Regions from separate parts of the Mus musculus genome. Here all the other regions are linked to region 1. The links are chromatin loops, found by intact Hi-C in ENCODE. Cell type or tissue: heart. All regions are shown on one strand. Region 1 has its middle 17 kb from the start of Prss42. Region 2 holds the start of Tdgf1 (teratocarcinoma-derived growth factor 1). Region 3 holds the start of Lrrc2 (leucine rich repeat containing 2). Region 4 has its middle 4.8 kb from the start of Gm26409. Region 5 has its middle 9.8 kb from the start of Gm26409.

Region 1 (5,000 bases):
ACAATGGAGGGGGAAAAAAGAAACCCTATCCTCTCCAAAATATTTTTCTGATTATATTTAAAATATCTGAGCTGTGGTGTTGTGTTGTGTTGTGCTGTGTTTGGCCTCCAGGACTGCTAAGAAAAAGAATGAAATTTTTCAAAGGGGATAACATCGAAGTGTTCTCTACCATTCAATTAATTACAAATGTTCTATTAAATCATTTCAGCTAAGTGGCAGTCGGGTCAGGTCCATTCTAATGTAGCCTCTAATGTGAGTCCTTCCTCTGGCACCCTCAAAATCTGTGTTCCTTGAGGGGCTCATCCCAATACTAGGGAGGCTGAGGCAGGTGGACCTTAAGGCTAGTCTGGGTTACAGAAGGAGACCCTGTCTTTACATAGCCAGGCTTGATGGCACAGGCTCACATCTCATTGATCAGGGGCTGGAGGCAGAACAGTTATGGTGAGTTCAGGGCCCAGACTGGTCTCCATAGCAAGATTCCATACCCCCCAAAATATCAAAAGGAGTGAAACGGTGTCCAAGCGCACCCTTTCCCTCCCGATTCCCCTAGCCCCTCTAATTCTCCCTGTAGTCCTTCACACAATCTGATATATGTGTCTATCTCATATATAATTTGTGTATATGTATGTGTGCGTGCATGTAGTGCCCTCAGAGGCCAGGACTCTGGAGTTGGCATTACAGGAGGTGGTGAGCCACCCAATTTGGGTGCTGTGAACCAAATTCATGTCCTCCGGAAGAGCAACAACCACCTCTCCAGAAGGACTATAAATTCTTAAACTCCTGTGTAGACTAGCTGCCCTTTGACCATAAGTCCCCTACCCACCCATAAACTATGTAGTGCGTGTTGTCTCGTCTGCTTTGCTCATTGCTGTAGTCCCAACACCTGCTGCCCTGCACACCCTGTCTCTTTGCTCCTTCTCTGGCCCAGCGTTCCATTCGTTCCTCACCTCACTGGCCGGGTGTCCCGTTCTGGCTCTCACTCACTTTGTCCACCCTCTCGGGAGAGGCTTCTGGATCCGCTCCCTTATTCCTCACAGCGTTTCACAGTCCCCCTGGATCTCTATCTAGTATACCTTGGTCCTGACGGGGACCCTTCATCTAAACTAACAATTCTTCCCAGCCCTCCTCTCCCTGCTCTCCGTCTTGCCTAAGTGCCCCTCCTCCAGAAAGCCTGCCCTCCCTTCTCCCTAGCCTTTAGGGTCCCACAGTATCTTATGCTGATCTTTCATTGCTTAAGCACTTGGTCATTTGGGTCACCCTGTTGCCGTTACCTGTTAACAGGCAGATGACAATCTCGACCCAAGTCCCTCCTCTCTCCCTCATCCTGCTCATGCTCCTAGGCCTGTCTCTGGTCCCCTCTTGCTGCCTGCTTGAATATTCTGGAGGTCCACTCTCTCCACGTTTGGTCCCTCTAATCCCCACAAGTCCCATCCTGCTGCAGAGGGAGTGGTTGGCGAGAGGATAAAGCAATTTGCCAGGATCACACATAAAGCGGGATTTGAACGCGGAGCCCAGACGGAGGAACAGGGGCTCCTGGCTCAGGTTACACACAGACACAAACAAGATTTTTGGATGAGCGGGCAGCAGGGCCCAGATGAGTAGCCAGAGCTCCGCCTCCTGGCCAAGGTCTCTGAAAAGCCAGGCGTCAGGAGCTCACCCGGGAGCCGGCTCCCAACCCCTGGCATGCAGCCAGCCGTCATCCCCATGAGGTCAGCCAGGGCCGGCGATTTCGGGGAAATACCAGCTGCTTATTAAAAACAGGCGGTGGTCAGGCCCCCGCTGCTTTCCCAGTAGAAACCCGGGTGTTTGTGCCAAGAGGAGCAAGAGCGGCCAGGGCAGGACCGGGACCGCCAGGCGCGGGGAGAGCTGCAGGATCCGATCGGACGGCCTGTGAACATGAGGGGTCGGTCACCCGCACCCAGAGACTCAGCCGGGCAGCTAAGGGTCGTGACCCGGAGCGGATGGAACTAAGGCAGCCAGGCGACCGGCCTAGATGAAAAGCGGAGATGCCACCCGGCCCTCGGTGCGGATTGCATGGCCACAGCCGGCCAGGAGCACGATGCCCTGCAGGGGGCGCCAGAGGCCCGCGCTCGCCGCATCTGGAGCTGGTTAGGGCTGCGCTGCTTGGCGGGCGGCGGCGTGAGCTCATCCCGGCCGGCCCCGCCTGCGGTTTCCCAGCCGCTGCAAAGCGGACTCCACACAGAAGCGCCGAGAGCCCAGGGAGCTCGGCGCTGCAGCGGCTGCCCCGGGCTGTGGGTGTTGAGCGGGAGAAACTGCAGTGTTGTGTCCCTAGCGCTCGCCCCGTTACACTGAGAGCCTTGAGAGCCAGTTACCAGCAAGTGTCGCTGCTGTCCACCGTGAGTCATTGGGGTGTGAAACTGGGATGTGTCTCACCGAGGAAGCAACGCGCGCGTGATATGATAAGCTGCACCCCTCCCCAGAAGCACTTTCTCCTGGTTTTATTGGAAAAAGCAGCCAGGAGCATAGAAAAGATAGATTATCTAATTCAATTACCAGCCTTAAGCCTGTGCCCCTGAATGAATGGCAAAAGGTCCAGGTCAGTCGAGGTGTCCCACAATGCCTACCTAGGACCTACCTCCATATTCAGTCAGGACTCATACATAATCTTATTCACCGCTTCTTCTGGCCTTCCTGTAACCCCCCAAAATTCTGCGTTTCAGAATATGACGCTAGGATCGTGGAAATGACGCACCTGCAATTGGATTCTCTCACACAAAAGGGAAACACTCCCGTTCTAGGGGTCTGAGTTGGAGACGCCAACAGGCAGAGTACAAAATGGTAATCGCCTGAGGTCCCTAACCCTGCCGGGGGACCAGGAACCACTAAATTGAAAGTTGCTGAGCCTTGTACCTTAAGGGGGTCTGGGCTGCTTGCAGAGGGTCCTGGAGGTTGCTGCTCAGCACATGAAGGTTGTCAGGCTCCAGGAATCTCATGACCAGAAGTCATGACAGAGGGATGAGAGCGAGGGGTTGGGCTGGTGCCTGTGAGCATCCAGGGCTCTCCTCACCCCGCAACTGACCATCACCGTCCTCACTGGCCCCAGCTTCTCCATGTGCACTAGCAACACTGGTCCATCAGGTCCCCACATGTGACACTCACGGGCCACCCTGCTCTGACTCACCATGGGCTACACAGACTATAAAGGAGTGACCAGCCACAGTGCACATAGGGGTCTCGAGTACGTAAGACGCTGGTACAAGTTGGATGAGGGATTTTTAAAAAAAAAAAACAAAAAACAAAAAAAAAATCAGGAATGGCTATGGTTTGCATAACCAGAACTTCCAAATTACTTAGCAAAACAAGTTTGCTTTTTAATTAACATGTGTTTTAAAAAATGGTTTTAATTAAAGTGGATGTAGGAGAGAGGAGATGATGGAGAGAATATCCTAGCAGTTCCAAGTCTCTGCCCAGACATTTTAAAAAATAATGTGGAGCCAGGTGGTGGTGGCGCACACCTTTAATCCCAGCACTTGGGAGGCAGAAGCAGGCAGATTTCTGAGTTCAAGGCCAGCATGGTCTACAGAGTGAGTTCCAAGACAGCCAAGGATACACAGTGAGACTCTATCTTTTAAAATGATAACAATAATAAAAATAAAATAAAAGATAAATTAAAACTTGGAGCCCCAGTTGGAGCTGGGGGCGGGGGACAGGGGGGCTGTGAAGAGAGAATCCTGGAGAACCCCAGAACAGCATTGTCCTCTCTACTCTTCTTACAAGAATTTACCCTTTTTACAGCTTAGCTCTGCCCCTAGCAACTGGGATTTGGGGGGCCCAGTGACAGGCCTTTCAAAATGCAGACCTGGGAAGGGGGTCAGAAAAAAGATATGAAATCAGAAGCAAGACTGGAGACCTGAGAGTGAACACCCTGTTGCAGGAACCTGAAGTTTCCTAGAGAGTTAGGAGTGCCATGAAAAAGTCACGTCACGTGCAGCCAAGCCTAGTAGAATGGGAAGGCAGAGATGAGTCTGAGAACAGCTGATATGCAAACCCAGGACGTGGGGGGATGGGGGGAAGACACTGAGGCAGAAGACATGCAAACTGAGGCTAGGGATCACAACGTGGGTAGGAGGGATATGTGAAGAACTGTCCAGAAGAAAGGACTCTGTGGAGACTGGAGGCTGGAATGGGGGGGGGGGGGTGCTCTGGGTCACCTCAGGAGAGGTGGAGCTGTAGGATCAGTCCAGTAGGGGTCAGCGTTGGCTCCCATACAGATGAGGCATCCAGTTGGAGCTCAATGTAGGTTGCTGGATGAACATGGAAGAGTTAGGCCCTCTCTGGCCTTTTGAGGGTCTGTACAGCATAAAGTCACAGCTCAGGGTCAGATGTTAGCATGGGGTCAAAACAACACCCAACTCCATAAGTGCAGACCAAGGGAAATGAAGAGGAAGCCTTGTCAAGACAAGGCGGTCCCAGGGGGTCTGCTCAGATGGCCCAGAACCCCAGCTTTCTGCATCTCCACCCTGTTTCTCATTAGGCGCCTTCTTGCCTCCTCCAGCTCACACCCCTACATGAAACGTGCCTCCCTGTGCTTAATTCATTACACCCAGCCTGGTGGGAGGCCCAGTGGGGCGGGTTATTTTTTTCCCCTGAGCTCAGACATTCCTTGCTTTATTATTCTGCACATTTCAAAGCAGCTGTCGCCTCCCCTAACTACCTCCAACCCAAAGCTCAGCGTCTAAAAGGGGTCCCTCAAAAGTTCCCAGTGTTTCCAGTCTAGTCCACCTGGTCAACTGGGGCCCAGCGATGGGACCTTCTGCCAAAGGGTGCGTGTGAGCTTACCCATTGCTGCGGGTCCAGTCACCAGGCTATCTTATAACCTGTCCCCTTGTTTACCCTTCTTTGGTCTACAGAGAACCTCAGTAACACCTCCATAAGCCTTTGTCTCCCCCTCCTGGTGTACGTGCTAGGACATCAGGGTTCCTGCCCTGCCCTGGGCCCTACTAAACCATGCTCCGACAGAGTCAGTTGTACTGCCCAGG
Region 2 (5,000 bases), 160 kb before region 1:
CCACTGATTTTTAAGCTTCAGGCAGCCGCTCGCCCCAGCGCCCACCCGCAGGCTCTGGGCCAGGGCTTGCAATTCAGACGCTGCAGGCAAAACCTCTAGCCCAAACCCAGACTCAAATCCCTCCCGACATTGACCTTCCCCCACACCCAAACAAGTCCTCGCCAGCCGTCAGCGCATCTTCAAGGCCTCCAGCACCCGGCTCTACTGGGAGTAACGACGAACGCAAATGCAGAGTTAAAATTTGGCAGTTACCCTGGAGGTGGTGGAGCACGCCTTTAATCCCTTAGGGGCAGGCAGAAGATCTCTTGGGTTCGAGGCCAGCCTGGTCTACCTAGGGAAACTATTCTTGAAAAACAAACAAAACAACAAATTTTGATAATGAAGTTTCAAATGCCTGTATGGTGTTTAGACTTTCCTAATTACTTTCGTGTTTGAACACCTTGGTAGAATAACTAAACTCTTCAACTCCCTTTACCTATAGAAAATTTACATATAACCAGACTATAGAGAATTTACATAAAAACCAAACTAGTTCACTTCCCTCGGAGCTTCCTGGCCTAGTAATGGGCGTGGGGCCCCGTAATGGGCGTGGGGCCCCGTCTCCCCGCCCACCTGAGGGTCCTACTCAACACCTTAAGTTTCTTTTAAGGGAGGTATATTCCTCCGAAGTCCTCAATCACAAACCGTTTATAGGAAGAAGAGGCCCCATCCCCTGCCGGTCTACACGGAGATCTTGGCTGCTAACTTCCCACAGACTCTCCAGGACGGGGGCCTCTCTCATTTGGCATATCTTTCTTTTTAATCTACTGTTTTCATTTTGTGAAATTAGCCTTTGGGTGTTTCGAGAATGGCTTTATGAACTAAAGCCATCTGCTAATATTGTGTTTCTTGTCTTTTCCTCCAACGTTTTTACGAGCCGTCGAAGATGGGGTACTTCTCATCCAGGTATGAGCTAACCTTGACTTTTTGGTTGCTGGAGATAGCCACTTCGGAAAATCACGTTCTATGACGCTCTGATTTTTGTCTTGCTTGAACCTTGTCAGTAACATTGCTGCTTTTCCTGAAGAACCTGGAACTTTATAGTTAGATACTGCTTTGCCATCGGCTTCTTAAAATGTCAATTTTTTATATTGCCTTTGTGTGTGTGTGTGTGTGTGTGTGTGTGTGTGCGCGCGCGCGCGCGGGCACTCGCTCGCATATACTCGAGTGGAGGTTAGACGATGACTCACTGGAGTCCGATCGATCATTTGGGTTCTGGGCATCCGACTCAGGTTGTAAAGCACCCTCTGGGCTCGTCCCATCAGTCATGTCGGTGACTGCCAGAGAAATAATGCTTTCCTTCTCTTGCATACATAATATTAATCTTACAGCCTAATCAAGACTGCCTCTACACGTTAATGGGAGAGATAAATTCAATACTTAGAAACATTAGGAATAACAAACCAATTGAACTTGGAACCATTTCAAGTGACAGGACAAGTTTTTTTTCCCCGTGGAGCCGGGCGTCGGACCAGCGCTTGCGTGTGGTTGGCAAGTCTTCTCCAACCCATACAGCCATTTAAGAATTTATATATGCAAAAAAAGAATTTATATATGCAAACAATGCACCGTGGAAAAATATGCCGCTTATGCAGAATAGAATGTTTTAGCTTTTTAATTTTATAACTTTAAAATTGTGTGTGTAAGGGTGGGGCCTAAGGAATATTCATGATGAAATATTGGATGCTGGGGACTTGTTTTAAACAGTTAATTCAAAACACAGCCCTTGTTCCGAAGAGTAAGAGTTTATTCCGAGCGTGGCCGTGGCTTGGGAACAAGGATTCATATTGCCCTAAATGAACATGGAAGAGCTTATATGAGCTCCTTGGTAGTCACAGAACAAAAGAAAGTATAAATGTGACTTGTAGACGTTAACTGTGTACGTGTAAATGATGCAAACATTAGCTGTATCAGTGAAGACATCGGGTAGGGCTCCAGCCTCAGTTTTTTCTGGAGCTGTGATCTGCTTACACTGCTTCATCCCCGAGGTCTTTATGTGACTGTCAAAAGGATACTAAGTCATAGAGAGAGAGAGAGAGAGAGAGAGAGAGGTTCATGATAAACAGCCGCCACTGGGTCGTTAAACATAGCCCCAGGACACTTAGGGCTGCTAGTGCGCAGCCTTCCAACTCTACAATCACACAGTCACTCTACATGTGGTTATTTTTAAAGATTTATTTATTATGTATACAGCGTTCTGCCTGCATTTGTGCATGCGGCCCAGAAGAGGGCACCAGATCTCATTTTAGATGGATATGAGCCACCAGGAAGAATTGAACTCTGGGCCTCTGGAATAGCAGAGGGTGCTCTAACCTCTGAGCCATCTCTCCAGCAGCTCCAACATGTGGCTTTTTAAGAGAGGGAACTTCTGTCCGGTTTTGTTACTGGAGACAGCGCGGTGGCGCTGTTCACGGTCTCCTTCGTGGCCTGTGCCCTTGCGCTGAACGCTTGGTTTTGCTAACTGATGTCCAATCTTCTTCTCCCAGTGTGGTTTTGCTTGTGGCCATTTCCAGTGCGTTTGAATTTGGACCCGTTGCTGGTGAGTTTTCTTTTGTTTGGGGTTCAGGCGTTTTGTTTTGTTTTTTCCCCCTGGGGAGGAAGGAGGCTTCCAGACAGGGTTTCTCTGTGTAGCCCTGGTTGCCTTGGAACTCACTTTGTAGACCAGGGTGTCCTTGGACTCAGATTCACTTAAAGGCGCAAGCCACCCCTGTATGGTTGGGTTTCAGGTTTTTGAAACTGGATGTCACCAAGTCCAGGCTGTCCCCCCACCCCTCCACATATGGGCATGTGTGCACTTTTTTTTTAAAGATTTACTTATTTTATTATATGTAAGTACATTGTAGCTGTCTTCAGACACTCCAGAAGAGGGCGTCAGATTTCGTTACAGATGGTGTGAGCCACCATATGGTTGCTGGGATTTGAACTCAGGACCTTCGGAAGAGCCGTCAGTGCTCTTAACCACTGAGCCATCTCACCAGCCTGCATGTGTGCACTTTAAGGACCTTGTACCCCAGCCTGCCTAGGAACTCACAACACAGTCAAGGTTGAGCTTGAACTCCTGATTCTTCTGCCTCCCAAGTTCACTACCAAATCTAGCTGAGGTTTTGATTTTTATTTTATTTTATTTTTTTGACCAACAACTTTTGTTGCCATTGTTGTTCATGTGATTTAACCCAGGCTCTGCACCTATTGGACATACTTCCAGATTACCCTCCATCCTACCCCCCCCCCCCAACCCCCCTCTGCACTGGGGCTAAACCTTATGCTTACTTAGCACACTACCATTGAGCTACATCCCCAGCACTCAGTGTTTGGGGACAGGGCTGCTCAGTGTCGCCTCTCACTGGATCCTCCCTCCTCCTCCTGAGTGTGGAGACCTTTGGCAAGCACCACCCTACTTGGTGGTGGATGGTGGGGAGGAGGTGTTTTTCTTATGAACACCAACAATATTTTGTGGCCTAAAATATGCAATACAGGGAGAGACCTTGCCATCAGAGATAACAGCATTTGGGACCAGAAAGAACCTGCCGTACGCGATCGGTCTTTCCAGTTTGTGCCTTCCGTGGGGATACAGAACAGTAAGACTTTTTGCCTTAATCCATCTCTGTCATGGCTCTTGGCACATCTCTGAAGTAACCCTTTAGCACTTACCCCAAGAGACATGATGAGTGAGTTAGCAGCTGGGTGGGTTGTACTAGCTTGTCATAAAAGTGAGTGAGGCATGTTCATGTATGTCTCTCTGTGTGTATGTGTGTGTGTGTGTGTGTGTGTGTGTGAGAGAGAGAGAGAGAGAGAGAGAGAGAGAGAGAGAGAGGGAGAGAGAGAGAGAGGGAGAGGGAATGTCCCTGATAGTCTCTGATACTCAGTTTCTCTCCTGATGCCACTTCATGCTGGGACCAGCTATCAGACCATCAGACTAGGTGACCAATCTGGTCCAACCATGAAAGTTATTTCCCTGAAAGGTAGGCTCGTGTGCTATAGGTCTTTCCGAGTACTCTGGGGAGTGAATGCCAGAGTGCTGCATGAACCGTTGCTTATGGGCTTTTCAATCCTCCACCTGCCCCATGACTTCTCTTACATTTCAGGTAAGTCGCTTAATAAAACTTGCTGTCTGAATGGAGGGACTTGCATCCTGGGGTCCTTCTGTGCCTGCCCTCCTTCCTTCTATGGACGCAACTGTGAACATGATGTTCGCAAAGAGTAAGTGCTGTTGAGAGGGAACAGGATGGGGGATGGGCAGGGAAGGAGGGAGAGGAATTTCTGACAGTGGGGGTTGTCACTTCTTTCCCAGGCACTGTGGGTCTATCCTCCATGGCACCTGGCTGCCCAAGAAGTGTTCCCTGTGCAGATGCTGGCACGGCCAGCTCCACTGTCTTCCTCAGACCTTTCTACCTGGCTGTGGTAAGTAATTGTCCCTCTTTCTTTAATCCTGTCAGGTCCTTCAGATGCCCAAGGGACCCCCTTTCTCCTCCTGCTCTGCCAGAGCCTTCTTGACCTGACAGGACCTGCCAGCCAGCCAGCCAGCCAGACCTCTGCCTATAAAATAGCATAAGGGCAGCAGGGCCATACAGCCTAGCAGTCCTTGGTGGGTGCTCTCAGATGCTGGGTCCTTAGGGAATGCTCCCTTAGCTAACCCTGGGAAAGGATTCCTTAGATCCGTCATGGTGATCCAGAGTCATTGGTGGGTGATACCTTAAGTAGATGAGGTCCCAACGTGTGGGATCCGTGGGGGTGCTCCCTCAGGCACAGGTCATTCCGATGTGGGGTTCTTAGTGGGCATGTCCCAGATACAAGGCCATTGGAATGTTCCTAAAGCACTGGCTAGGAGAGGAATGACCCCTTGGGTATGGAGCTGTTTGGTGTGCAATCTCTGATACAATGGATCTTTAGGAGGCGTGGGGTCCTGACTGAAGGACACTCCCTCAGCCCCTACTGTCCCGTCACCTACAGAGTTCCCACAC
Region 3 (5,000 bases), 170 kb before region 1:
CATGAAAGCCAGAAAGCCTTTTAGGATGAATGAGGTCCCTCCACACTTCCCAAGTCTCCAGGCTATAGGGGAGAATATCAGAACATCTGCATACAGGGATATAGTTCAGCTCAGCTTGTGAATCAGACATCTGAGCTGAACAGACCACACAAGGAGCCACAAGAGGAAAGACGCCAGCCAGGTAGACAGTGTGGAGAACTGGCAAGGGCTGGGGCGGGGCTGGTGTTGGGAGTGAACAGGGACACAACCATAAGTGTTGGTTTAGTTGACAAACTTTCCGTGCCTCCGCCCCCAACAATCAGAACAAATTATGATTATGTCAGAATCGCTTTACAAAAGCATTGGCTCCCCGGAGCCAGAGGGCATGACTGGAAAAATGTGTCCCCTGGCACCAGAGCTCTGGTCTCCACTCAGAGTCATATGCCAGGGGACAGGAGGGGAACACTCAGGTCACCCAGTCCTCTGCCTCATCAAATGACACATTGGTCTGTCAAGGGCTTAGGGGGCTGGAGGTGTGGAGTGGGTACCTCAGAGCATCATGGGAAAGATCTGGAGGAGTGAGGAGAAAGCCCGACATGTCTCCCCTATGATGCCAAGCCATTTTGACACTCCCTTTGTGGGATTCAGAGAGAGGCAAGAGCAAAGGAAAGAAAGGGAATGGAGTAGAGTTAAAAGAAAAGAGGGAAAGAGACAGCAGGTGCCAGGGAACGTGTGACTGCTCAGAGGAAGGGCTGGTTCCCCGTGACTATCAGGCAGGAATGAAGATTTCCTAAGGAGGGAGATACTTGTGCCTCGTACCTTTGACTCTCAGACTATGAGACAGTTGACCCTCTCCCTAAAACTGAAATTTCTCTGAATAATGTCGTACTGGGAGAAATAAAGGGCTGAAATCTAGCCCCAGCTAAAGGAGGAGCCTGTATCTCTAAAGATATCACACAGTCCTCACAACTAGTCAAATCATGTTGCAACAGAGATTGGAGCCCAGACAATGACAATGGGTAGGATCACATGACCAGGGCAGTTTAGCTGTCTATACCATCTTACCATCCATTTAAACCTCAAGGACTTGGGGGCAGAGTCCTTTGGAGCCTCTTGATCTATTTCCTATATAGCCACTCAGAATACATCTCCTACCTCTGTACTGTACTGGTGTCTGTTTACCTGACCTATCAAGGACAGCTGCTGAGCCCACCTTGAGGCAGCTGGGACCCAGGTTCTGTCCCTAACAACTCTGATAATATCCCACCTGCCTCCCTGTAACTTCCAAAAGTTCCATCTAGGTGTGTCCTGTGTGGGAAGATGCCCTGCCATCTATTCGTCTTGCTCCAAGAGCATGGCTGTGGCCAATAGAAACTAAACAGGATAGGGGTTAGGGGAGTGGGGGGTTGGTGTACTCCATATCAGAAAGGCCAACAGTGAGGTAGCCAGAGGCTAAAATTTAAGATCAGAATAGCCACCACTACACTTCAGATGAATTATAAACTGAACCACATTTTAGGCTGTCAGATCTGTTTCCCTTGGGATGTTTGATTATTGTTATGGTAATTTATTAAGCTAGAAGCTCCTCAGAAGAGACAGAGGGCACAGAAAGGATTAAGAGGACAGGGGTTGAGTCAGATGGCCCAGGCTGGAATCCTGCCTCCTGGTTTACTGGCCACAAGCCTCTAAGGACAGAGTGGCTGGATTCTCATGTGGGCAAAATACAACCGTAGCACCCAGCTCCCTTGCTTAGTGAGAGAGCACCCTGTGATCTTTGGGTTAAACACTGCTTAAATGGGACCTGTCACATAGTAAAGCTTGGAGAGGGAGGGCCAATTATTTAAAGAAATTAAGACAGACCATTGGCCATCAATTAAATGTAAGATCTAAACAAAAGGTGAGAGTTGGGGTGTGGCTCAGTTGGTAGAGTTCTTACCTGGCATTCAGGAAACCCTAGGTTCCTTCCCCACCCTGGGCTACCTGAGATCCTGTCTCAAAACAAGCGACCAAACTGACACACCAGAGGGCCGTGGCATTAAGAGGCTTTTCCCTATTCGACTCGGTTAGCGGGTTCTACACCTCAGGCCGTGTCCAGCCAACAAGCCATCGCACCTGGGCTGTTTACGGAGCTGGACAATTCTCCTTTGGATCTCCAATCACTTTGCCACCCTGTCCCAACCACACCAGGGGGCGCACGAAGCTTTATGAAAGGAAAGACCTCTTCTCCAACCCTCCCTCCTTGTTGTCAAGTATATTTTCCAAGGACCAGAAGAGGACACAAACAAAGTTGATTTATCGCCCCTTGGACAGCACGGTAGAGATCATTCTTGGGCACGGGGGGCAGGGAGACGGGCAAGAAGGGGGAGGGGTCCTCTCGAAGGAATCAAAGGATTCCGGAGGACCTTGTCCCTCCAACAGAGTGAGGGCGCCTGCGCGCCCCACGTGTTTTCCTGTCTCCCCACTCAATTGTGGGTCAAAGCCTGGTCCTCTCCATGTGCTTTGATGATGGCTGGCTAGATCTCACCGTAAGCGCACAACGCGGGCGCAGCGACCAGTTCTCTAAGCAGCCTAGACGCCCCCACTCAGCTTCTGCGCAGTCGCAGACAGACGCTCCCACCTGCTAGCTCCCACCGCTCCGCCGCTGGGGCGGAGACCACCCTCCCTCCACTCACCTTCCCTGTGAGAGTGGGCGCTGACAGTACCCGGTTGTGGCCGCCACTCTGTAATCCGTTTTCGATGCTGTTTACGCCCGCAGAACAACACCCCCAGCGGAAGGGCTACCGTGCCTGTGCGCTAACAGGCTATATTTGTAAGCGGATAATATGATCTGGAGGACATGTGCTGATAAACTATCTATCTATTCTATGTGACTCAGCCTAGCAGGAGACAAAACAGATCTGGTCGGGGAGGGCTTGGCAACCGGGCACAGCAAGATTATTAAGTGAGCTGGGCATGCAGGATCCCCTGCGCGCTTCCACAGAAGGCTGGCTCTTCGCAGCAAGGAAAGCCTGGGAGAACAGAGAAAAACAGAGCCGCCGAGGGAAAAGCATTCTGAGGTCTCAGGACTAGGAGCCAAGCAAGAGACAGGATTAGAAAGGCCCTAGGAAGGGATCAAGGATATGTAAAAAAAAAAAAAAAAAAAAAAAAAAACAAAAACATTTTCTGCAATGTTTGGAGCGATACACTGAAAGTCTAGATTTCATCCCCACATGGTTTTTGTCTGTTTGCTTGCTTGTTCGCTGTATCCTTAAATGCAATAGTTTAGTCTTTAGAGAGTTTGCTACCTGTGGAAATAGTCTTGCTGATTGATGGCAGACACAGGAATGACATCCAATAAATAATGGAACTCCAATCTGCTCTCAGGCAAGGGCTCCTCACACACCTTGGTTTGAACCTGGAGTCCTGGAGCAGACCCATTATACTTGAACTTGGAAGGCAGAGAGTCAGGAGATCAAGGTTACTCTCATCCACAAATGGTTCAAGGTCAACCTAGACCAATTAACGCCCTGTCTCACATCTCCACCCCACTCCCCTCAAATAATAAGCAAGGTGACCCACACATGTAATCCCAGCATTTCAGAGGTGGTGCAAGAAGATCAGAAATTTAGGCTCAGCTACATACTAAGTTCAAGGCCAGTCTGGGCTACTTGAGACACAGTCTCAAAATTCAAACAAAAGTCCCATGAAAGCTGAGTGTGTGGTCTCACACCCTTTACTCTTAGCACTGCCTGATGTGCAGGATGCCCTGGATTCAATCCCTAACATTGCAACAATAATACTATTTTGAGAATACACTTACACTAAAAATAATAATTTGTCATTAATCTGAAATTTACATCATACTGAGTAGCCTATGTTTCATCTGCCAAACTTTACACCAAGCTGCCAGGTTCTGGCTCAACTACAGAGCCTGATAGCTATATCTTTAATAAGCTTTACCGGATGCCAACAGTGCTGGCTCATGACCACGTGGTAAGAAGCAGGAATTAGCATAGTCTGGCACAGAGGTAGCCAGGACAGCTCCTCACTGACACAACCCGACCAAGCACCTCAGGTCCTAACTCCAGGGCAGGGTCCTAGGGTCGGTGTTTCCACATGTTTTGAGACTGCCTTTGATGCTCAGTCGAAGGTATTTTAAAATACAAAATGTGTTCACGTTTATGTAAGGAATTGGTGCTGCACTAAACTCACTTGTACAGATTGCCACATCACTGGGTGGCATATCCAAAAAGACCTTCCATGTGGAGGGAGGGCAAGCAGGGCACACCTGTGATCCTAGCTCTCAGGTGGTAATGGCAGAAGAGTCAGAGGTTCAAGGCTATCCTAAATGCTATATAAGACCCTGTCAACACACGCGCGCGCGCGCGCGCGCACACACACACACACACACACACACACACACACACACACACACACACATTTTGCAGTTTCCAAGCTTCCAGGATGTACCAGGTAGGCCTGTGCCCTGTGGTATTCACTTCCCCAAGTGTCCTCAAAACCACAAACTGCTCAAAATATACACTGATAACACAGCTTCCGCATGACGAGCTGGAATCCAAGAGAGTAATACCTTTTAAGGCAATGTTTCTCAACCTGTGGGTCGTAACCCCCAAAGGGATAGTGCAATCCTTTCACAGGGATCATCTAAGACCATTCGAAAACACAGATATTTGTGTTACAATTCATAACTGTAGCAAAATTACAGATATGAGGTAGCAACAAAATAACTGTATGGCTGGGGGTCACCACAGCATGAGGGTTGTAGCATTAGGAAGGTTGAGAACTACTGTGTTTAGCATCCGGCTCGGCTCACAGTCTCTGATGAAACATCATCCACACACAGAAGTTCTACGTCTCTGCGAGGATACACCCACCCTTACCTACCTCCCTTCCAAAGGGGTTCCACCCACAAGCACATCCAGATAACCCTGCTCTACTCAGGTCATCCGAGACTGCGGCTCTTACTGGAACATGAGTCACATGAACGCCCAGCAAAGCTTTCTTCCAGGAAAATCCCTGAT
Region 4 (5,000 bases), 290 kb before region 1:
AGGATGCAGCAGAGTTGGGAACAGGTGGAGGTCTGTAGGAATCCAGTCCAGCTGGGAGTGGGGTAGAGGGGGCTACTTCTCCTAGGATCTTAGTGTCACGGTTCTCTTAGGTGAAGGCCTTCTCCAATGATCCTCAATGAAATAGTTCTCTGAGACAATCTTAGCTTGTATACACACCTCCATCCGGCGAGGGCTTGTATATACTTTATTCAGGATGAACTAAAGGTTATGTAGTTTGGGGGAAGCGGGTGAGAATAACCAGGGTGGTCAAAGATCATAAGGTATTGAGATGCCTCATTAACACAGGGAGGCGCTCCAGGAATCTCAGGCTGAGATGTTCCTCAGGTAGCGAGGAGGAAACCCCAGTGACACAGGGGAGTTTGCCATTGTGCATCAAGCTCAGGGCTTTCCAGTAACGTCAGACTTCGACCTTAGCAGCAGGGTTTCATGACAGCAGGGGGCTGGACCTCAAGGAGCGGGAAGAGAAGACTATTGTCTCCCTGTGAATGTTCACTTATGCAGGCAAAGAACGTCTCCTACAGAGGTGGTCTCAACACTCAGTACAAAATGTCACTCACAGCTACCAGTCAGCCTCATTCCCCAGCCGCCCAGCGTCTGCCTGATGGACTTGTGAGCAGAGAGGCCCATAATGGCTGCATTACAGAGGCTGTGTAGAAGCTTACCAACTCGGACTCCCCAAGACCAAGGCAGGAAGTCAGGAGCGTCCAATGCCAAGTGGGTAATATGTCCATTCCTCTGAGAACAGTTCTCTGAGAGACCAGTCAGCCACCAGGTGGCAGGTTGATTCCACTGTCTGCCTTCTACCATAAATGTGGATTTATTTTCTCCACCTCTGCTTTTCCTGTTCCTAGGCTCTTGGGACAACATAATCACCCCGGTGGAATGCCCCGAGTGTGTGTCTGTTGAGTGAGTTTATTACTCGTTGCAAAGGAAGTGTAGTTGGCAAGAAGTTGAGGGCAATACGTTTTATGTGGCTTATCGGAGTCAGATTTGAGACGAAGAGCGTAACAAAAAAAAAAAAAAAAATGGAAATGAAATGGTGTGGGGACATGCTTGAAAAAAATTAATGCAGAGTATGCAGGTGACCTAGCTCAAGTGCTTCTTAAGGTGTACACACACTCTTAAGATAATTCATTAGCTCACAAATCCACTAATGGCAGAATAACTTTTTTTTTTTTTTAAGCCTAGGACAGCCTTGAACTTGCTGTGTAGCCCGGGCTGGCCTCAAACTCCAAAATTTTCACCCTCAGACTCACAAGTGCTAGTGTTACAGATGCATCCCATGGTGCCTGGCTTCAGTGAATCCATTCTGGAGAGTGAAGACCTAGTCAGCTCTTAAAGGAACCTCCTTACCCTACCTCTGTGTAGCTCATAAGGAGCCTCACAGTTCAGCAGGAGGCTTGGAGACGATAAATGATAATCCCCACCGTAGCGAAACCCAGACCTCAGTTTCCCAGTTGGTGCTACTAAATGGTTACGATGCCCAGCGGTGTGCTGGTTGTGGTTTCACAGCCACGTCAGGACAATCCCTCGCGTCCTTCCTTTCCAACGTGGGCCCCGCAGATTGGCTCCCAAAGAGAAGGGTGGCGAGAAGAAGTGCCGTTCTGCCATCAACGAGGCAGTGACCCGAGAATACACCATCAACATTCACAAGCGCATCCATGGAGTGGGCTTCCGGAAGCATGCTACTCCGGCACTCGAAGAAATTCGGAAGTTTGCCATGAAGGAAATGGGGACTCCAGATGTGCGCATTGACACCAGGCTCAATAAAGCCATCTGGGCCAAGGAAATAGGAATGTTCCATATCACATCTGAGTACGTTTGTCCAGAAAACGTAACGAGGATTAAGATTCACCAAACAAGCTCTGCACATTGGTAACTTATGTGCCTGTTACCGCGTTCAAAAATCTACAGACGGTCAATGTGGATGAGAACTAACCTGCTCATGTCAAATAAAGTTGCAGAACTGCAAAAAATAAAAATAAAAAATTAAAAAAAATTAAAACGCAGCCATATCAGTTTGTGCGGAGGATGAAGAATCCCAGCTCGTTACAGTTGCCAGTCTCTGATGTATAAATATTCCCACGATGGCTGATTTCAGGCTACCCAGGAACTCCCTGATCACTGAAGTTAGAAAAGGTGTCTCTTGTCATCTCTTTGCAGAAGCTGGTGCATCCACAGCCAGCCTGTTCCTCGTTCCCCAGTCTGGAGGGAAGTGGAGGACTTCCTGTGTTTCTGGCAAGTGTAACCTGCTGGCTGAGCTGAGCAAACCCAATACCATGTGCGGGAGGGCTAGAGTTGGGGGCAGGGGGAGGAAAATGAACCCTAGGGCTGGAGAGATGGAGCATTGATTAAGAGCACCTGTGACCCTTCAGAGAATCTGGGTGGGGTTCTTCTGTTCCTAGCATGCACACAGAGGCTCACAACTCTGTGACTCCAATACCAGGGGCAAGATGCCCTCTTCTGGCCTCTACGGGTACTGCGTGCATCTGGTGCACTATGTACAGACAGGCAAAAAACATCTGTACACATAAAAATCAAGGTAAACAAATGTTTTCTTAGAACCAATAGGTTTTATGAACCAGCTCTGGCTCGTATCAGATGGATTTCTTTGCTTTCACCAGCCTCAGTCTCCGTCTGTGTGTCTTTGAAGAGTATGCCCTCTTGTAGTGTTCTGAAACACAGCCTTGTGTGGTACCCCTCTTCCGGCCACATGATTCCTTCATGGGGGGGGGGGGTCCCCTCCGCAATGTATTCAGAAGCTACACTTTTTAAATTGCTGTATTTTATTTATCTTTTTAGCTTGGAATGGAAAGCTTATGATTGCATCATGGCTTTGCAGAGTAGACCTGGACTCTCACTTTCAGAGATCCTAATGGCATCCTTTTCAGACGTGACCATCCTTCATCTGTGTGGGAGCATTGCACAAGGGGAAATGCTGAAAGGTAAGGCATCACGAAGCTATGGTCCACACTGGTTTAAGCAGTCCAGGCAAGCGTGCTGGGGATATTGACCCTTTTTCTTAAATGACCCTTTACAAGGGACATTGAGACCTGGAGGCTCTGGGCTGGTTACCCAATTAAGCTAAATGAACAACAGAATCTAAGAACAATAAGCCTCTCAGACCTTAGGTTGCAAATTCAGGACATCTGGCCTTGTGACCATTTGATGGCTGAGCTGTGAGACAGCTACTGTGGAATTGGATCAATGTCACAGATGTTCTCTCTGGCTTTCTTTTGGCCTTTCTTCTTCTTCTTCTTCTTCTTCTTCTTCTTCTTCTTCTTCTTCTTCTTCTTCTTCTCCTTCTCCTTCTCCTTCTCCTTCTCCTTCTCCCTCTCCCTCTCCCTCTCCCTCTCCCTCTCCCTCTCCCTCTCCCTCTCCCTCTCCCTCTCCCTCTCCCTCTCCCTCTCCCTCTCCCTCCCCCTCCCCCTCTCCTCTTCCTCCTCCTCCTCCTGCTCCTTCCTCTCCCCACCCCCCCATCTCTGTACCAGGTCTAAGAGCATGCACTAAAACCAGGAAGGTGTTAAAGGAACCCAGGCCCCAGTGTGTTGGGAACAGCACGTGGATACAGAATGATACACGATTTGTGCTTTGTGTGCTGTTCTGAGTCAGTGGGAGCAGAAAAGCCATTTCTCCCTGAGACTCCTGACAAAGATTAACTCAAAAGTTCCTTACTCCTTTTCGTTAATGTATTTGCTGTGTTGCCCAAAGGAGAGAGGGGATGATGGCCTTTGTTCAGCAATTTCTTCTATGCCTTAGATTAGACTCTTAGATTTGGGCTCAGGGTTCAAGCCCCATGCTGGGCTGCAGATGATGCCTGTGCCCTGAACCGCCTGATGCCAGACCCTACTTGTCCTTGGGGGTTGGAGATGAGGTGGCATGGAATCAATGGCACAGACACCAGGAGCAGGTGAGAACGCTGCAGCAAGCTCATATGAATGCTGTGGAAAGCTTGTTTAATAATTCATGGGGGTGGAGGGTTAGCCCTTCATACTCTCCACCCACATCCCATTGGTCCCATATCTTCCAAGCAGCAGTTCCCAATTGGTTGGCATTGTCTGCATCAGCAATCTTTGGTCTCTCGGGCAGTCTTCAACTAAGTCCTGCAGGAGTTGCTTTTGGAGCTTCACAGCCCCCCCTCCCCCCACTTATGCAGAGGCGGCCACCCCCACAGTTTAGCAGAAACCAAAGTTCTTTTAAATAAATCAAGCTCACTCTTGTGCCAATGACATCTAGGTTTAGCCTTTCTTCTTCTATGCAGTATTGTTAGGGATTTGCTTTCAAAATTATCCATTCAGGAAAGACATATTGAAAAGCAACTATGTCTGCGTTTGACAGTAACAAGTCACAAGTTCCTGTGTGTGTATGCAAGCACACACACACACACACACACACACACACACAAACACACACACACACACAGTGCTGAGCTTACCAAATCAGCTTTTTTTTATAGCTCAGACTAGCTCTGCCAAAACATAACGACACTTCAGCCTTTAGGGAACAGATCTGTCTCACAGAGAACTCGAACCCAAGAATGGTTCTTCTGACATCTCATGGTATTATCAACACAAACAAAACTCTGACTCATACAACCCACTCCTTGTTCTTTGCTTCAGAAACAGAGGATCCCCTTTATCCTCGCAAGCATGTTCAATTGAACCCACAGTTTCTAACATAGCAGTTCTCCACGAGGAGATGATAATGGCCCAGTGGGACATCCAGTCATATCTGGGGATATTTTGGTTGTCACGGGGGGTGGGGGGGGGTGGCAACTTGTAGGTGAAGGCCAGAGATACAATTCAACACTCTGTAGTGTACATAGAAATCTCTGGAGCTTCCAGTCACTCTAACAAAATACCTCAGCAAAACAACTTACGGGAGGAAACATCTCAGTTGATGGTTTCAGAAGCCAGGATGAGGAGGTCAATCAGGGTGGCTTACACAACGGTAGCCAGAGAGCAGAGAGAGAAAGCATC
Region 5 (5,000 bases), 300 kb before region 1:
AACATATTAAAGAGGTGACCCAGAGTGCAGAATAACTGTTAATCCTGGGATTCTCAACTCCACAATTGTCGAAATTAAAGCAAGCTGTATTTGAATGCATTCTAGGCTGGCCAGCTGGCTGTCTCCCTAAATGAGGGGGGGGGGAGCAGCCGCCCCTAGCTTCTTGAAGTTCTTTTTATAGGGGAGATAAGGTGTTCACAGGGGGTGAGAGGGTTGCCAATTATTCATTGTTAAATGGATACAATGAAAGAGGAAGAACAAAGGCAAGGATATGTATCAAGTGAATGGGGTTACAAGCAGTTACAAAGGCATAGATACACATCAGTGAGTGGGGGTGACAAGCAGGCTGCATCTGACCAGGAACTTACTCTTGATTGCAAATAGAGACCTTAATTATCAGGGACTTCACACAGGACACTCCGACTTATCTCTTAGCTAGATTTTAGCACCAAGCAAACTGTTTCAATTATAAACAGAACTCTCATCCTGCAAGGTAGTTTCTGTGTTGGTCTTCTTCCAACCTGTGAGGTAATTTGTTCCAGCCTTGGTTTCCCTTAACAAAAGAGAAAACTGAAACAGAAACATCAGAATGAAGATGAAAACAGAAACATCTATTTGGGTGTCTGGGGAGATAGCTCGGTCAGTGAAGTGCTTGCCTTATAAACTTGAATTTGATTCCCCCACACCCACATAAAAAAGCCAGAAGTGAGGTTAAGAAGACAGCTGGCACTCGATGCTCTTGCAGTGGACCTGGGTACACTTCTCCGTACCCACACAGCAGCTTGTAATCACCTGTAACTCCAGTTCCAGGGGATCCAATGCCTTCTCAGGCACTGCAGGAATGTAGGCCATACACATACAAGCAAGGAAAACAAATACATACAGATAGATGTAGATGTAGATGTAGATGTAGATGTAGATGTAGATGTAGATGTAGATGTAGATGTAGATGTAGATGTAGATATAGATATAGATATAGATATAGATAGGAGTGATGGTGTATTTTTATATTCCCAGAACCTGAGTAGAGATAGGATGATTCCTAGGACTGGGTGGACAGCTACTAGCCTACTTGCTGAGCTCCAGGTTAACAAGAAACCCCATTTCAATGAGGGCGGTACAGCTTCCTGAGGAACAACGCCTGAAGTGTTCATACACATTTGCATACATGTGCCCCCATATGGGTACCCCCACAAACATATACATACACAAAGTAACTAATTCTGGACCCACTAAGATGGAACTGTAATTTGCTTACTTACTGACTTGAGATGTTTTTCAAGCTCATTGAAGAAGTTAAGCTGGCAGCTGTCATGTGGATCAGATGAGTCAGGTCAATTAAAAAAAAAACAAAAAAACAAAACCCACAACCCATCGCTGTTTGGTTTCTCCAGCAACAAGCTGATGATGTAATGTCTGCGCCTGCCTGCGCCTGCCTTTCTAGTACTCGTGGCTGATGTGAGTTGATGGGAAGAGTGAGTGTATCGACTCTACTTCAAGTCCAGAAGGCTCCTTTCCAGATGCCAGAATCTTCCCTGCCGTCTTTTGCTGCATTAAAAAAAAAAATGGTGAGTTGCAATTTTCCATAAAGTTTGTATTCACATCGTCACAGATTCTTTTTCGGTGCCTTACTCAGCAGGAAGCAAGCCCTTATCATGCTCATTTCTTTTTTATGAACAGGATCTAACAACCGTGGGCTCAGCAAGTGGAGCTGAAAACCATTTTTATAACATTCGTGAAGTACAAGTGATGGGCACTCTCCGTAACTTCTCTGAGTTTGTTGGGTGCAAAGAGACATGGCCACTGCACACCTTCTGCGGGGATGAAAGGACTGGAGGCAAATCAAGTTTGCAGTTGCACAGCATTTCTCGAGCATTCTCAGGCAGAGTAAATGAGGAATGATTAAAAACCGCCCCCCTCTTCCAACTGCTATCTCTTAGGGCCCAGCCTTGAATCAGCCATTCTGAAATCTCTATGCTAATAAGTTTCTCTAAGTGATTTCCTGAGAATTTACCTGTTGTGTGTCACTATTCCTTCGGAGGCATGAACAAGTGTCTACTCACCCCAGATAGGGAACTAAAAAACAGAGTTACGGGCATCATTGAAGTCTAACCTGGTGAGTGAGCTTTCTTGAGATCACTTACAGGAAAGGAATGTGGGTGAAGGGTCACTCACAGGAGCAAAACTGACTGAAAGACAGCTGCATCACCAAAGTCCACCCAGCATGGGTGTCAGCTCACCATGTCAGCTCACCGAAGCTGGGAACCTGCAACTCACTGCACAGCCCGCAGGCAGCTCAGCAGGTTGGAGAATGTCTTTTCCCAGTAGCTCAGGTGATCTGAGCCTCTTCAGGAAGCTGGGCTGATCTCTGCCTTAGAACTCAGGTTTTCAGGATTGCAAAGTCAGCTGACAAAAACTCTTATCTGCTTAGCCATCCCGCAGTCCTAAAGCAATACACGTTTCATTTTAAAGAAAAAAAAATTTTAAAGGTTTATTTATGGTATGTGAGTACACTGTCATTATCTTCAGACACACCAGAAAAGGGCATCAGATCCCATTACCATCAGATGGTGGGAATTGAACTCAGGACCTCTGGAAGATCAGTCAGTGTTCTTAGCTGCTGAGCCATCTCTCCAGCTCCCCAAAATTTTTTAAATTCACTTTACATCTTAATTGAAGCCCCCCATCCAGTCCCACCCTCCCCCATTCTCCTTTTCCTCTCCTCTCCTCTCCTCTCCTCTCCTCTCCTCTCCTCTCCTCAGAAAAGAGCTTCCCCCTCCATGGGTACCAACCTCCCTCAGTAATAGACTTTACAGTTTTATTTGTGTCTTATTATACCTTGGAACAATTTTGTTGCAAATTTTATAAAATCTCTCATTTTGTTTCTGATAATAAAACATATAAACACACTTCTGGAAAAGCTTTTGTTATGCCCTGAACTCTTCAGATATATGGATTAAAATAGTTTCCATTTCTCGGTTCACGTTGCCCAGACTCAATCCAATGTCTGAGTTTGGTGGGATAGTGTTTGTCTCCCCCACCCCCCCCCGTCTCTTTTCTCTCTCTCTCTGTCTCTCTTATTATATACTAGCGTGTGAGATGATATATATGTATTTGTATATATGCATGCACTATCTTCCTCTTTTACCTCTCTTTTTTTTTTTTTTTTTTTTTTTTAGTATTTAACCATTTGTGTAGGTGAACATGCGGAGGTCAGAAGACAACATCTGGGAATTTGTTCTCTCCATTTATTGTGTGGGTACCAGGGATCAAACTTAGGACACCCTTACCTGCTGAACCATCTGGCTGGCCTCAATTTCATTCTTTTACAAGGTTCATTTTACTTTAAGTGTGTGTGTGCCTGTGTGTGCCTGTATGTGCGTGCGTGTGTGTGTGTGTGTGTGTGTGTGTGTGTGCGTGCATGTGCGTGTGTGTGTGTAACCCATGGAAGCCAGAAAACAGCACTAAGTCCCCTGGAGCTGGAGATACAGGCAACTGTGACTTCATTGGATGTGAGTGCTGTGAGCTGAACTCTGGCCCTTAGGAAGAGCAGCAGGCCCTGTTAACAACAACGGAGCCCTCTCTCCAGCCCCTGCCCCTCCAACCTTAGTTTTTGAGAAAGTGCCTTTCCCTGAATCTGGGTCTCACTTATTTGGTTTGACAGAGCCAGCCAGCAGGCCCCCCAGTGCTGGAACTACTGCTATGCCCAGCTTCTCACATGGGTTCTGGGACCCCAAACTCAGGTCCTCATGTTTGAACAGTGAACACTTTCCTGTCTGATCCATCTTCCTAGACCCATGGGCTGCTGTTTTAAAGCAGAGCATCTGAAGAGTTCATGCTATTATTACCATGCCATAAACTTAGACTCAAACACAAGTCAAGTGGTGCAACCAGATTAAATTTTTGCTACCAAGGACATGGAAAAATAAAATAAGGGAAGTGAAGTATTTCCAGTAAAAATGATGATCTGTCAACAGATACTCTGTTGACAAGATGAAAATTTGTATATGTCACACAAGTAAGACTTCACTTGAATTTTGAAGAAGGAGGATGTAGAGGAGGGAAAAGAAGTGGAAGGGGGAAGAGGAAGAAGGAAGGAGGAGAAGGAGGGGAAGGGGGAAGAGGAGGAAGAAGGGAAGGGGGAGGAGGAGAAGAAGGGAGAAGATGGAGGAGGAAGAGGAGAGGAGAAGGAGGAAGAGGAGAGGAGGAGGAGGAAGGAGGAAGAAGGAGGAGGAAGGAGGGGGAGGGGGGAGGAGGAGGAAGGAGGGGGAGGATGATGAAGGAGGGGGAAGAGGAGGGCAAGGAGGAGGAGGAGAAAGAAGGAGGAGGAGGAGAAGGAGAAGGAGGAGGAGGAGGAAGAGGAGGAAGAGGAGGAGGAGGAGGAGGAGGAGAAGAAGAAGAAGAAGAAGAAGAAGAAGAAGAAGAAGAAGAAGAAGAAGAAGAAGAAACCTAAGAACAAAACTGCCATCTTTAGACTAAGGTCCACTCTTCTTTCTGGTTACTCTGCCATGCACTATGGCTGTTTGCTAGCTCCCTTCAACTGTCTCTCAGTATGAAAAGACCTCTGTGGTGGTTTGATGAGAAAGGCCCCCCATAGGCTCATATATTTGAATGTTTGGTACCCAGTTGGTGAACTATTTAGAAGGATTAGGAGGTGTGGCCTTCTTGGAAGATGTATGTCACTGGGATAGACTGAGGTTTCAAAAGCCACACCAGGTCCAGCCTCATGCTCTCGCTCTCTTGCTCTCTCTCTGCCTCCATCTTGCTAACAAAATATATAAGCTCTGCTGCTCCATTGCCATGCGTGCCTGTGTGCTGACATGTGTGTCATGACGGTCAGACTCACCCTCAGAAGCTATAAGCAAACCTCCAATTAAACGCTTCTGCCTGAGTCATGGCAGTCTTGAGTCTTGAGTCTTCACAGCAACAGAACAGGGACTCCGACAACCTCCTCCTGAAGAAATGTCAGTAAATGATCATGGTGTTTATTTCCACTCTTT

Evidence for each region. Peaks named below come from ENCODE experiments on the same cell type or tissue, not always from the same donor. Only the 100,000 strongest peaks of a DNase experiment are listed, where the experiment ranks them.
Region 2: it touches region 1 in a loop (2.3-fold over the local background); 4 of 42 quality-filtered maps call a loop at or near these places.
Region 3: it touches region 1 in a loop (2.4-fold over the local background); 4 of 42 quality-filtered maps call a loop at or near these places.
Region 4: it touches region 1 in a loop (2.3-fold over the local background); 2 of 42 quality-filtered maps call a loop at or near these places.
Region 5: it touches region 1 in a loop (2.5-fold over the local background); 2 of 42 quality-filtered maps call a loop at or near these places.

The regions. Positions count from the first base shown.
Region 1 is chr9:110,778,667-110,783,666 of GRCm38, reverse strand. No RefSeq gene overlaps it. Among named protein-coding and RNA genes, the nearest start is that of Prss42, 17 kb to the left of the region's middle. In heart, CTCF peaks have their summits at 2,095 (motif pointing right) and 4,216 (motif pointing right); DNase peaks (open chromatin) are centred at 1,726 and 2,096; H3K4me3 peaks cover 1,694 bases; H3K27ac peaks cover 929 bases.
Region 2 is chr9:110,941,769-110,946,768 of GRCm38, reverse strand. Tdgf1 (teratocarcinoma-derived growth factor 1) reads left to right here and starts at 611. Exons shown (of 6, transcript NM_011562.2): 1 at 611-945; 2 at 2,526-2,578; 3 at 3,516-3,617; 4 at 4,125-4,239; 5 at 4,331-4,440. The coding sequence starts at 926. In heart, a CTCF peak has its summit at 2,263 (motif pointing right); no DNase peak of the experiment used is centred here; H3K4me3 peaks cover 627 bases; H3K27ac peaks cover 306 bases; H3K27me3 peaks cover 1,147 bases.
Region 3 is chr9:110,951,540-110,956,539 of GRCm38, reverse strand. Lrrc2 (leucine rich repeat containing 2) reads right to left here and starts at 4,995. Exons shown (of 9, transcript NM_028838.2): 1 at 4,864-4,995. In heart, a CTCF peak has its summit at 2,171 (motif pointing right); DNase peaks (open chromatin) are centred at 339, 2,169, 2,809 and 3,939; H3K4me3 peaks cover 1,218 bases; H3K27ac peaks cover 1,442 bases; H3K27me3 peaks cover 780 bases.
Region 4 is chr9:111,068,140-111,073,139 of GRCm38, reverse strand. It overlaps the pseudogene Rp31-ps19. Among named protein-coding and RNA genes, the nearest start is that of Gm26409, 4.8 kb to the left of the region's middle. In heart, CTCF peaks have their summits at 588, 789 (motif pointing right) and 2,487 (motif pointing left); a DNase peak (open chromatin) is centred at 2,419.
Region 5 is chr9:111,082,724-111,087,723 of GRCm38, reverse strand. No RefSeq gene overlaps it. Among named protein-coding and RNA genes, the nearest start is that of Gm26409, 9.8 kb to the right of the region's middle. In heart, no CTCF peak of the experiment used is centred here; no DNase peak of the experiment used is centred here.